Linked DNA regions of Mus musculus: all the other regions are linked to region 1. Evidence: chromatin contacts called from ENCODE Hi-C or POLR2A ChIA-PET data. All regions are on one chromosome and are shown on one strand. Each heading gives the region's core, a stretch centred on a gene start or an enhancer-like site at or near the end of the contact. The rest is flanking DNA. Distances are from core to core; before and after follow the strand shown. Region 1 holds the start of Rab40b (Rab40B, member RAS oncogene family). Region 2 holds the start of Fn3k (fructosamine 3 kinase). Region 3 holds the start of Wdr45b (WD repeat domain 45B).

Region 1 (4,146 bases), core at 473-2,972:
AAAGAAAGGCAGTCAGTTGATACTGCTTCTCCTTGTACCTCTTAATGTCTGTACATCTTCATGTAAGATGGCAGCTACTTAATCTTTTCTCCCTCAATGCTCTCTGGAAACACCCTCACAGACATGCCAAGGAGTGTGATTCTTAGGTGATTTCAGATCCTACCACGTTGAGGAGATTACCAATCACAGGATTACAGGCAAGCCATCACACTGGCTAAACTCTTACCTCAAATGCTGTCATCCCACATGGATGACAATGATAGGCTGGTGAGATATGAGTTGTGACAGAAAAAGGCAAAAGTAGAATTTATCTAATACACTCTAGTGCAGCTTTAGTTGGCAAATCAATAGGGAAAGGCTGTCTGGACTCAGACATTCTAAAGCGCTCTCTCTAAGGAAGGTTTTTCTGTGTGGGCGATTGTTGCCATGTCATGGTCCTCTGAAATAATTACAGCTCAGGTATTCTTGGTTAGCAACAGTGTAATCTTGAGTCAAAGATAGTATTCTGAGTCAAAAATGGCTCAGCGAGACCATCCATTCTAGCTGGGTAGTGGTGGCCGATGTCTTTAATACCACACTCAGGAGGCAGAGGCAGGCAGATCTCAAGACCAGCCTGATCTACAAAGCCAGTTTCAGGACAGAAAGGGCTACTCAGGGAAACCCTGTCTCGAAAAACCCTATCTCAATTACCTATTCTAGACTGGCAGCCATATCTTGTAATTAGAGCTTATTATAGTCAACTCTTTGAAAGGATAGTGTTCCTGCAGGGAGGCAGCGGTCACCTTGCTCCAAGACCAGCCTGTTCTGAGCCAAACCGGCCTTGTCCTGAATCACAGCACAGCTGTGGCGCTTAGAACAATGTTCACAAATGCTTTCGTAATTTTCATCCACTGCTTTTTCTTTTCCATCCGGAAATGTATCCTTCTTAACAGAGAGGAGGCACGATTGCAAGAGGTGCTTCCACTTCAGGTTGTATAAAGATGTAGGTAGCGGGGATGCTAAACTATGATTACTCTAAATAACTTAGTTCCCACTGGTGAGGTGCTCCTGAACAGAGAGCAGATTCACTGCTCCCTTGGGGTAAAAGAGATCAGAGACAGACAGGTCCCCGTCATGTGCTCTCTGACAACAACCTCACAGGCACACGATGCACACACACACACACACACTCACACTGACATGCATGGACAGAAACCCGTGGAGACCTCGAGGCACCCACTAGCAGACACCTTTAGAGGTGCACTTGTCCATGTGTCCACTTGGTGCTGAAACTCACAACTACCTGTAACTTTAGTTACATCTGATGCCTACATGAACACATGAACATGCTAAGCTCTCACGCTAGCATTCAAAGCTCTGTGGAGCTGTGGGACAAATTCTCGTTTCCAGGCAGGGATTCAACACTTCCCACACCAATCTGGAGCCAACTCCTGTTACGCACTGATACAGGGGAGGGAGTAAACACTGACCACGCCCCTCCTCTCTATGCCATTCTTCCATTGGTTTGCAGGAGCAAACCTCTCCCCCCCCCTTCGGTTTCTTCTGGCTCGGCCTTCGGACCTCCATTGGCTTAGGCAACAAGTCCTCCCAGGAGAGGCGGTGGGCGTGGTGCGGAGGCGTAAAGAAATAGATGGGCGAGCTTGCTAACCAATGAGCATGTGTATATACCTCAGCAACTGAGGCTCGCCAATGGCAAGGTAAGGTGGGCGGGGCTCTTCAGCTGTCAAGCTCCCCCGACCGGTGGAGCGTTCGAGGGGCCCGCGGCGCTCGGGGACCCTCCGCCGCCTGCGCGCAGCCTTGGGCCGGTATGGGCGGGGTGGCTGGGCCGGCATGATGAGCTCCCTGGGCAGCCCGGTGCGGGCCTACGATTTTCTACTTAAGTTCCTGTTGGTGGGCGACAGCGACGTGGGCAAGGGAGAGATCCTGGCCAGCTTGCAGGACGGAGCAGCCGAGTCTCCTTACGGCCACCCGGCGGGTGAGCGCGGCTGCAGCACCCGGAGGCGCAGCGCTGGGGTGTCGGTGCGAGCGGCCTCTCCAGCGTGGGTCCCGGGAGCGGCTGGGCAGGGCTAGGAACCGCATGCTGGGGAAGACTGCGCTCTGTGGACGGAGTCCGCAAAGCAGCTCAGGGTGGTCGTCGAGGGACATCGCAGGTGCTAGCTACGTGTTCGGAGAAGTGTGTGGGATTACAGGAGGCGTGGGCAGAGAGACAGCGGTCCACGGAGCTGAGGTCTGAGACCACAGTCTCTGAGGCTATGACCTTTTGGTGCGTGGAACTGCAAGCAGAGAGTAGCAAGACTAGACTCCAGCCTTTGATTCCAAGCACTAAGCTCTGTGTCCTAGTGGACAGGACTTCCAAGAGGAGGAAGAGGAATCTAAGTGACCCTGTAGAATTGGCTAGGGTGTAGGAAGGAACCCAACTAAGAGACTGGAGTCCAGGAGACTGGACACGGGTGAGACCAGAGCGTCTCAGGCTCCAGGGCAGTGAGCAGTGAGTGTCCTAGAAGCCTGAAGTTTAAGATCTTGCACCCCAGAGGAAGGAGACAGAGTGGCAGAATCCTGAGCAGAACATCCAAGAATAGTCACGTAGTGATCCATCCCTTTGACTGTGGCTGTGCACAGACTTCAGTGAATGCCTATTGTGTTGTTGTGGGGGTTTCAACACACCTTTCTAATACAGACCCTGCCCTGAGGCCTGCCACCCTCTGTTCTTTGGGCTTGCAGACTGCTTCCTGCATCTCCAGCCCCCTGGCAATGCCACAAGGCAAGGCCCTAAAACTGTGTGGTCCAATGCCATTTAACTACCAGGTTGGACCGCACAGATTTAGACCTTTCCTTTAGGACAAAGCTCTGTTGGACAGCATTACTGCGAGAACAAGGGCGTGACTGAAGACAGGGCTGTCTTCAGGTCCTGGTGCTCAATGAAACACCCAGGCTTCAGCAGAGGCAAAAGAGTAAAACGTTTAACAAGCCCCCAAAGGGGACGTGAGTCCCACAGTAAATGACTGATGTGGGCAGAGAGAAAGATGTGGATGACATGTGAGCAGACTTGCTGCTGGTTGGCTTGAGCAAGGCCCACTGCACTTCTGTTGCTTTTGTCTGTTTTCTGTTGTCAACATGGTCTAAGAGATTGAGGAGAATTGATGCCGTAGTTGTGGCCATTGTGGCTTTTTGATTTACTACATATTTCTCTTAGGGCTAAGAAAAGAGCATGGGAAGAGCAAGCCAGGTATGGCAGCTCACACCTGTAATCCCAGCATTCAAGAAGCAGGGGGGTGGGGGTGGGGAATTGCCATGAGTTTGAGGCCAGTCTGTGCTACAGTATGAGACCCTGTCTGGGGAAAAAAAAACAAAACAAAATGGGAGGGAGTAAATTAGGGAGGGGAGATAAAAAAAAAAGCAGGAAAATAAACAAGTAGGGGTGAGGTAAACGTTATGAAGCTTGGGTCATTATTTTGTTATAAAGACATTCTCTCAGTCTCTGAGTGTCTCTCTCAGTGCTCTGGCAGTGGAAGATGCGGTCTTCCCGGCTTCATGCTCCACTCTCGGTTTCATGCTCCACTCTCTTCTTCCATGTCCGGGTTTTGTAGCCCACTTTGCAATTTCCATACTTCAGAGGTTTGGAACGCTCAGTTTCATTTTGTAGATCTAATACCGGTGCTCAGTATTCATGCAGTATTTAAATGAATTCAGAGCCAGGCATTGGTGGCAGCACGCCTTTAATCCCAGCACTCGGGAGGCAGAGGCAGGCGGATCTCTGAGTTCAAGGCCAGTCTGGTCTACAGATTGAGTTCCAGGACAGCCAGGGCTACACAGAGAAACCCTGTCTCAGAAAAAAAAAAATGAGTTCAGTGTTGGCTAACTCTTAACTATAGCTACTCCTGAGTTTAAAACCTTCTGAGTTGCTTGTGCTGAGACTATGTTGTCTGTCTTTGGCTGCACACAGTGTTCTTAGACTGTCCTGCTCTTTCCCCTCAATACCTGGTAACTTGTTCACAGTCTTTCTGGTATCTGATGTTGTTATGGTGAAAACATCATGCCAACTGATTTTCTAAATGGGAGATTTGCCTTTCTTTAGGAATTTTTGAAGACCGTTTTTCTTTGCCTTACCTTGCTTAATCAGGCCATGACTCAAAATTTTTGATATGT
Region 2 (4,146 bases), core at 853-3,352, 47 kb before region 1:
TTCAAGGGGTCTAAGGGGAGACTCACACAAGCAAAGCCTTGCGGTGGAAGATGCACAGGTCACAAGGGGATGCAAGGTGGGGGTGGGGTGAGAGGAATGGGTACAAGTGAAGTGTGAACCAACAAAGTCTGAGGCTGGGACTGAGTCCTCCAAGGTATTGTTTTCCTTCATGCCTCTAAGTGGGGGCAGGCAGCCTTGGGCATGGTAGAAATTACCTGGGATCACATTTGAGTCAGAGAAGGCAGAGTGGTGAGGTTAGAAGAGCCTGGCTCCATTCTAGCAAGGACTAGAGAAGCTAGTATACCCAGCTTGTCCACAGGCCTTTTCTGGGATGCAGAGGCTTGTTTCTAAGTGACTTAGAAATACCCCCACTTATTTTTAGCAAACTTTCATATTGTTCACTATACCTTGGTTAAAAACATGCATTTTATTTACTTATTTATTTGTGGTGCTGGGAGGCTCAACCCAGGAGACTGTCCACACTAGGCAAATGCTCTACAATGAATGACATCCTCAGCCCCCCCCCCCATGCATTTATTCATGGGGTTTGTGAACACTTCTACATATAGAATCATACATTTGTAAAAATTAAAAAGTAGATGACTGTGGGTAAAAGCATTCAAGCCTGATCACCCAGCTTTGATCTCCAAAAATCCAGATGTGGTAGTGTGTTCCAGATGTGGTGGTGTGCATCTGTAATCCCAGCCCTCCTACCACATGATGGGAGACAAACAGTCAGCTGGAGTCTTTCAGGCCAGCTAGCCTAGAACAGGCCGTGTGGCAGCAGAAACAAGAAAAACCTTGCCACAAAATAAGGCCGAAGGACAGAACCAACTCCCCAAAAGTTATCCACTGACTTCTACGCACGTCATGAATATGCAAACCAGAGCTTTCACACACACACACACATACATACATACACACAAAATAAATTGGATATCGTTGATTAAAAGTGAAACTTGAAGCCAAAACATTTATTATCACACATGTAAACCATTCTTCCCCCTTAATCCCCTTTCAAGGGGAAAAGTCAGACAGGTACACTCAAATCGCCAACCTGCACTTGGGACAAAGAGGCATGTGCTGAGCAGCCTGTTGTGGAAGGGCATTTGCAAACTTCAGCCATGCTTCCAGGGTAAACCTCCAAACCAGGCCAACGCTGCACAGAAAGCAGGGAGGTGCTACCTTCACCGTCTCTAATGATACCAGGAGCATCCTAGATACTATAACCACTATCCAGAACTACTCCCCACAGAGTCCAGAACCTCTGGAGTCCTCCCCCCACAGAAGGGGAGCACCATGCTGTGCCAGCACAGCTTGCTCTCAGGGACTCTAGCTAACAGTCCTCAGTTGTCTTACAGTTTTCCATGCATTCTTTTGTTGTTGTTAGTTTGTTTTTGTTTTTGAGCCAGCTTCTCCTCATGTAGCCCAGGCTGACATGGAACTCACCATCCTCCTGTCTCAGCCTCCTAAGTACCAGAGTGATAGGGTTTAGATGTATGCCTGGCTCCATACATTCTTAAACGGGGATATCTTAAACGTCCTAGAAACCAACAGAGCCTTTGAGAACGATGGTGCTAACCTAGCCCTGGGAATCCTGTCTCTCTTCACCTGCTGGGAAAATGCAGGAGCTGAGGTCAGAGCAGAGACCAGACATGGGCAGAAGCAGCTTACCGCTAAGACTCACCTCCCCCATGGTCAGTGATTACAGAAAATTTAAAGCCCCTGTGTGGGAGCAAAAGCAAGAAAATAATCATGCAGCAAAGAGAAACCCTCTGGTCCCAAGAAGCTGCCTGCATGCAAGTGCTGGTTGACCCCTCAGCAGAGCGTTGGGTACGCCAGGTCTAGTTCCTCCACCACTTCTCAGAATCCTGCATTCCTCTTTCCCCTTCCTAGACTTTATCCTTGTATACCGGGCAGCGCACCTGTGTCCTGCGATTGACCTTGACAAACACGGGGCCACTGTCAGTGTAGTAGGCATAGCCCTCGCTGATGCAGCCCCCTCCGGAGCTCCCAAAGGCCCGCAGTGTTGTGGTGTGAAGCTGGGCGCGCAGCAGCTGCTCCATGGAGAGTTGAGGTGCAGAATGCGGTCAGGTGACGCAGAGGAGGGGGAGTCGGGGACCAGAAGGGAACACGCGCGGAGGGCGGATCAGGGGGCGGGGCGTAGCGCTGTCACAACATTGTCTGACACAGGCTTGCTGGCTCCTAGCTACCTCCGGTGCATGCTATCCCTGCATGCTCTTGGGCACCAGAGCTAGGGTGGGAGGGGGAAGAGAGCGAGGAATTTCTCTCTCCAAGGCGATTTCCACCCGGGGCTGCTGTGGGAGAAGGAGGGATGCAAAAGCTCTCGATACCCTCATTACTAAGCTCATTTCAGAATTTCTCCTCCAACAACACACCCTATAGAAACAGAACCCAGACCGGGTGGCGGGTGTTCTGTAAAGCCACGAGACAGAAAGGGAGTGTCCTCACAGAATGCACGTGAAGTCCCAGAACATCTGCACCCACCTGGGGTCTACCCTGGGCACCGTGCTCTCTGCATAACTGGGAGAATCAGGAAAGAGCGCAGAAAGATTTGGGTCAGGGCTTCTTTATCCTTGCAACACAAGGCATAGCCTAGAGACTTAGATATCCCATGGAGAAGATCTCACTGTCCAGATAAGGGTGGAGTCCTAGCCATGGGGGTGCCCTGGCTAGGCCCTAGTGGCACCTCTTAATGCCACAGGGCTGAGTGATAGAGGCTACTGTGGGAGGTGTGATAGCAGCAGCCTACTCCACCCAGGGTAGGTGGAACTCTGGATTTCAGACAGCCATGATAGGAAAGCAGCAGACATATATGCTCATGGATGCATGGGCACACACACACATACATATAAGAACACATCCACAGACTGATATAAGAGACAGCCTGTGCTAACCCTTCAGTGTTTTAGGAGAGGTTGCCTCAGATGGCAGCTCCCACCATGAGCTGCTGGTCCCTCTCTTGTACTGCAATGTCCCCAGCTGACTATAAAGGGACTAGGAAGATTAGTGGGTGGATAGATCCATTGCTGAGCTTTGAGTATGTGCCAGGGCACAAGTGAATGTCAGCTACATTCACAAATATCCTGAGAGGATGCTATAATTAGCTCCTGCCTTCTCTATGACAAAACTAAAGTATAGAGGAGTTAACTTGCCTGGGTCCCAGTGCTGAGACATAGCTCATAACATATGAAACCAAGTCTGGTTTTGGGCTCCATCCTATGAATTCTAGTCTCAGGCCCTAGCGGGATAAGACTCTTCCCAGCATGTGTCAAGAAGACCTGGCTGCACTGTGCTGCTCAATGTTTTTCTCATGGCCTGCCAGCTGACAGTTCTACAGCTGTTCCTTTATCGACCAGCCTCACACTAAGATGACGCCCAAAGCACATGAAGAGATAACATTTGCATGGGTTTTCGGTAGGCATAGCCCTCATTGAGGAGCCTATCTTAGGAGCTCTGTCATACCTCAGAGGGGCAAAGCCTGTCAGTGCTGGCCATCCCCAGGGTCCTTGTGACCTGTCATGGGCTCAGACTGAGACTGGGTTCCCTAGAGGCTCTTGAATAACTCCTGCATCTGGCAGCTATGTGGGATGATTGGAACCTGGGCACACACTCAGGCAAGGAACATTGACTGATATGGCCTCCTAATGTGGCTTGATCATTCCTAATCATGGTAGCCAGAGTGGCGGACTGCAGAGCCAGGGTTCTACCCCAACGACCTTTTCTAACCTGATTCTAAAGCCAAGTGCAGTGTCCGTGTCTTCCCTCTGTGCGGAGTCTTACACAACTCCAGGGACTGACCTAATTAGGGTAGTGAGGGAATGAAGGAAAAAACACACATGAACACACAGAAAAGCCGGGAAGGATGTCTGATGGAGAAGTTTCAAGATCCCAGAACATCAGTGTGTTTATTATTTACAGCTGAACGAGTAGGCAGGGTTGTGGTATGCAGCTAAATCAAGAGGGCGGGCTTAACTGATCTCAGTAGGAGCAGTCCCTGCGGGGATCAGTCTTCAGGCAGTAATATCTGTGAGGAAAGGAGTACAGTGGCCATTTTCTGCAGGCAGCATTGACTTCCCACTCAGATCAGAGGAAAGCTTTGTTAACTCTCTGCGTCCTCATGGA
Region 3 (4,146 bases), core at 1,058-3,557, 34 kb after region 1:
TGACACTTTTGTGTGGATGTGCATGAAGCTCTTGTTCTAGACTTGTGTGTGCAAAGGGAAAAAAATTAGTATTCTTCTCTACTCTTGATAATATGAAATTATGGATGTGACTTTTTATCATGATTGTTGTGCAACTTTTTCTGTAACTGCTTTTATATGGCTGATAAAATGTGTGTAGTGAATACATGTTCAAGGAAATTTCAGAAGCAATGATAATCAGATAATCTAGCATTACTGATACTACAAGAGGGGCCTTTTGTAAACATTTTAATGTCAAAGCCCCAACTTATAAAAAATGCTGCAGTTTCACAGGTTGTGTACAACAGGTCTGTCCCATTTGGGTAGGACATGGATTTGATAAAGTTTTTGCTATGTTGTTTACTACATTTTGAGATTAATAAGTAATCTATATTCATATTTTTCTGTAAACCTACATATTTTGTACAAAGTATCCTACAAGTTCTGAAACTATGGGAAGAAAATGCCAAAGATATCTCCAATTATGTTGAACAAAGCCAGCATTGTTTCAACAGATTAGCAAGGAGAGAGGTATTTCAGTAAAGGAGAAGTAAAAACAGTTATTTAAGGACTATGTTTCTCAATAAAGTGGATACTTGCTCCTCTCTTGACAGAGTCGTGGTATCTCTTTCTAGATCCAGGTACAGCACAGCTCTCTTCTGCACTTGTCTCCTTGCCTGTTTCATGATGTTTACCCCAAAGCTTAGTTTTGTCCTATGTCATCTTTGGAAAGGATTTCTTCCCAGAGAAGAAATGCAGAGAAAACACGTAGTGCTGTATGTCATGACGAATGCCTAGTATCCCGGTTCTTGGGAGCTTGAAGCAATATTACTGTGATACTTTGACCAACTTGGAGCTACATCGTGAGTTCCAGGGTTAGAGAATGAGACCTTGTCTCAACAAGATAAAGTGGAAGTACTGAAAGAAACACGCTCTCATGTGGCTCCTGGTAAGTGTCAGAGGTTTGTTAGAGCTGTGGCCAGACATTTCCCTAGAGATGAAGCCCTTGTCACTCCTTGCCAACAAAAAAACAAAAACCAAAAACCAAAACAAAGCCACCACAACATTCTGGCGTTATAAAGGCTCAAGTATAGGTCTCTCTTCTGGTCCTGCTGCTTAGGAAGCTAGACCCTATGAGAGATTAAACAACAGGAAAACTGAAATAAGATAAAGCTTGGATACCCTAAGTTTTTATTAGTGATTTACAATGTCTTAACATTTTTTGAGTCTCCAGATACATAATAACAATGTCCTTAGAGAAGCAGGAGTGTAGCCATCTGAGCCACTGAAGGCCTGAAGCTGGGGTCATCCAGCCCTGTGGAGATGAGGTGAATAGATATCCAGAGAGGCAGGTGAGTGTGTAAGCCAGTGAAACCCGAAGGAACAAGGCCTCCTTGACAGTGGCCAACTATCAAGACATCCTGCCAGGACCTTCACAGCCACCTTATTGTTGTGCAAATGTTCTCACAGATGGTGAGACCGTTTAGGGCTTGAACATTCATGCCTCAGCTGCCCTTTCTTAGGTTCATAACTAGAGAGATGAAAGGACAGTCCCTGAAGTGGTTTCCCCTCCCCTCTTCAGTGCTGATGGGATGAATGGTGGGCTGTGTGGGACTAGGGTCCTTCTGCTTAAGCTTCTTGAATCCTAAGACGCTACAAGTCTTCATTTGGGGGAAAGGATGGTAAACAGGTAAGGGGAGAAGCCAGTGAGGAGAGAGGGAACCAGAGAATGAATTGTAGTAGAGAGGAGAAAGCACCAGCTTCCAGAGCCATCCCAGACCCCTGTAAACAGAGCACCCCAAACAACAGTCGCGAGGTCTGGGGATCTTTTCTGTGAGGTTATGTCCTATTATGTCTCTTTGGAAATTTGTGTCTGTGAGAGGACGTGTCAGATGGTTGGGAAAGCTCGGGAAGAAATAGGGGATAGTCTGTCTGTGTTTGTCTCTCGGGGAAAATGCAGGTACCATTACACGAAGGCTGCTTCTGGTCGAACACGATGTGTATCGTGGGAACGCGGTGAGGGTTTCAGGAGACTGTGTTGTGGGCAGGAGCGTTGGCGCAGTCTCTTCTCTGCCCTGTCCTTGGTCCCATCAGTCCTGCCCTGCTTGTGTGAGTGCGGGGCACCCAGCTCTCTCCGCAGCTTCCCCTCGGCTGCGTCCTGCCCCGCCCCTTATGGACGCGCCCGGCGAGCCCTCGCCACCTACTTCCCGCCACCTACTTCCCTGCAGTGGACGCGTCTGTCCCTCGGCGCTTGCTGGTTGCGCGCACGCGCGCCCACAGATCCGCGCGCACTGATGACGCAGCACTGACGACACACGCACGACGCAAGTCCCCAGGACCCTGGCTTCCGGCCGCGGCGGCCCTAGCGCCGCGCGACCGGAGAGATCGCCTGGTTGCGAGCGGTATGCGGTGCTGAGGAGCCACAGTCCCTACGACGGCGCCATGAACCTCCTGCCGTGTAACCCTCACGGCAACGGGCTGCTGTACGCCGGCTTCAACCAGGACCACGGTGAGACCCCGGGCCCAGCTCCGTGGTAACACCCCAGCCCTTCCGGGAGACCCCGACCCAACGCTACCGCGACCGCAGGGCCCCGGAGCTGTCGCGAGCGTCCCCCGGACCCTAACCGGAGACTCGGTCGCGCCCTGAGAGCTCAGACTCTGGCGGCTCTTTCAGGAAATCTCCGAACCGCTCTGTAGGGAGGACCCCCCCCCCCCGCGGTCCTTTCCAGCCCGGGCACCCATAGCGGGGAGAAACACCCACCCCACCCCACCCCTCCGCGCGCTGCCGCCGCCCGGGTCGGCGGGCAGTGCCACTTTTTTACCGGGTACCTAAGAACCCGCAGGCTTACTGCTGGGCGTCAGGGTCTCCAGCGCTTACGTTGCCAGCGGGTGGCGTAGCGGGACCTGCCCGTCGCGGGGCGGCAGTTTGTCGTGGTTCTTGCGGCTGGCACCTTCGTGGAGTGTAGGTTCTTCGCCTTGATGTCTTAGCTGTACGCCTCTCCCTCCCCTCTGGTATTTTCTTCTGTTCTGTAGGATGAAAGGACTTACATGATTTGCGTTCCCGTGACTGCCTCTTGCCTCTTGAGTTTGGGGTCTTGGAGAAGGTATTCTTGCTTCCAAGATAATGGGCGGGAACCCCTCTTAGTGGGGATTATATCCCCGAGACGCTTTTTCTGCGTAACCCTCACTGTCCTGGAACTCACTCTGTTGACCCTGTCTCTGCCTCCCGGGGTGCTGAGATTAAAGGAGTGTGCCACTATGTCAGCTAACTTCCCTTTTCTAAATCTCCTCAAGGGAAAAGGGTAAAGGCTGATACTCTGGGCTTCTAAGAGTTATAACATCTTAGCTTTCCGTATGTAAAATTTCGAGGTGCTGTAGCAAATGTATGACTTACTGTCTTGGAAAGTGAACTTAACTTGATTTTTGTTATTGTTGGGACTGGATCTTGCTCTCCTGTTCAAGCTTATCTTAAGCTGTGCTCCAGGAATCTTCCCTTCACAGTCCCTGGAGCAAGTGGGATTGCATGCTCACTCTATTGCCCCTGGCTAAGAAGATGAGTTTTTTTGATTTTTATGTTTATTTTTATTTTTGAGACAATTGGCACTGTGTATCTCTGGCTGTCCTGGAACTCCCTAAACCTCCTTAAAAATGTTCACCACCTGGCTGTTTTTATTTTTGAGGTGGGGATCTTACTATTACAGACTATAGTTAGGTAGTGCTTTAAGTAGGTAGTGCTATTGTGCATCCCATTTGCATATATTCTCTTAGAGTCCATGTGCTAGGCATTTGAAGAAGTTTGAGGGATGCGTTCACTATAATCAGAACCTGTAGGATAGCTATAAGCTATAACATTTCCAAGGTAAACCAAGGTAAGAGGGAGAGAATGTGCATAGCCCATTACAAGTGTGGAAAGCCTTCCTTTAGATCGGACAGAGATAGGCAAAAGTATTATTGTCCTGTGGAAGCACAGACAGTTCTGGGAAGAGAGCAGTTAGACTCCAGTGTGGTGGCCTTGAGCAGTACGGGATTCCAGGCCTGGTTGCAGTGTTAGGGTTGGTCCCATTGTGGAACTGTGAAGGAGCAAGCGCATGTAGCATCAGCACGTGGGGGCTGAGAGGCTCATGGACA

Evidence for each region. Hi-C counts contacts between places; a loop is a spot of excess contacts on that map. ChIA-PET counts read pairs that join two places held with the same protein, here RNA polymerase II (POLR2A).
Region 2: a loop to region 1 is called in a map of left cerebral cortex, with 7 times the contacts of the local background. The contact joins the promoter of Fn3k here to the promoter of Rab40b in region 1. A Hi-C loop is called at or near these places in 9 of 37 maps with a recorded cell type or tissue (T-helper 1 cell, gastrocnemius, heart and 2 more). POLR2A ChIA-PET finds 5 or more read pairs at or near these places in 3 of 5 experiments (Patski and embryonic stem cell).
Region 3: POLR2A ChIA-PET joins it to region 1 with 12 read pairs in embryonic stem cell. The contact joins the promoter of Wdr45b here to the promoter of Rab40b in region 1. POLR2A ChIA-PET finds 5 or more read pairs at or near these places in 3 of 5 experiments (Patski and embryonic stem cell).

The regions. Positions count from the first base shown.
Region 1 is chr11:121,385,827-121,389,972 of GRCm38, reverse strand. Rab40b (Rab40B, member RAS oncogene family) reads left to right here and starts at 1,722. Exons shown (of 6, transcript NM_139147.3): 1 at 1,722-1,975. The coding sequence starts at 1,831. Mir7236 (microRNA 7236) reads left to right here and starts at 2,769; the gene lies at 2,769-2,828.
Region 2 is chr11:121,432,909-121,437,054 of GRCm38, reverse strand. It overlaps Fn3k (fructosamine 3 kinase), which reads right to left and starts at 2,102. Exons shown (of 6, transcript NM_022014.4): 1 at 1,926-2,102. The coding sequence starts at 2,066.
Region 3 is chr11:121,352,608-121,356,753 of GRCm38, reverse strand. Wdr45b (WD repeat domain 45B) reads left to right here and starts at 2,307. Exons shown (of 10, transcript NM_025793.3): 1 at 2,307-2,527. The coding sequence starts at 2,461. Rab40b (Rab40B, member RAS oncogene family) reads left to right here. Exons shown (of 6, transcript NM_139147.3): 6 at 1-633.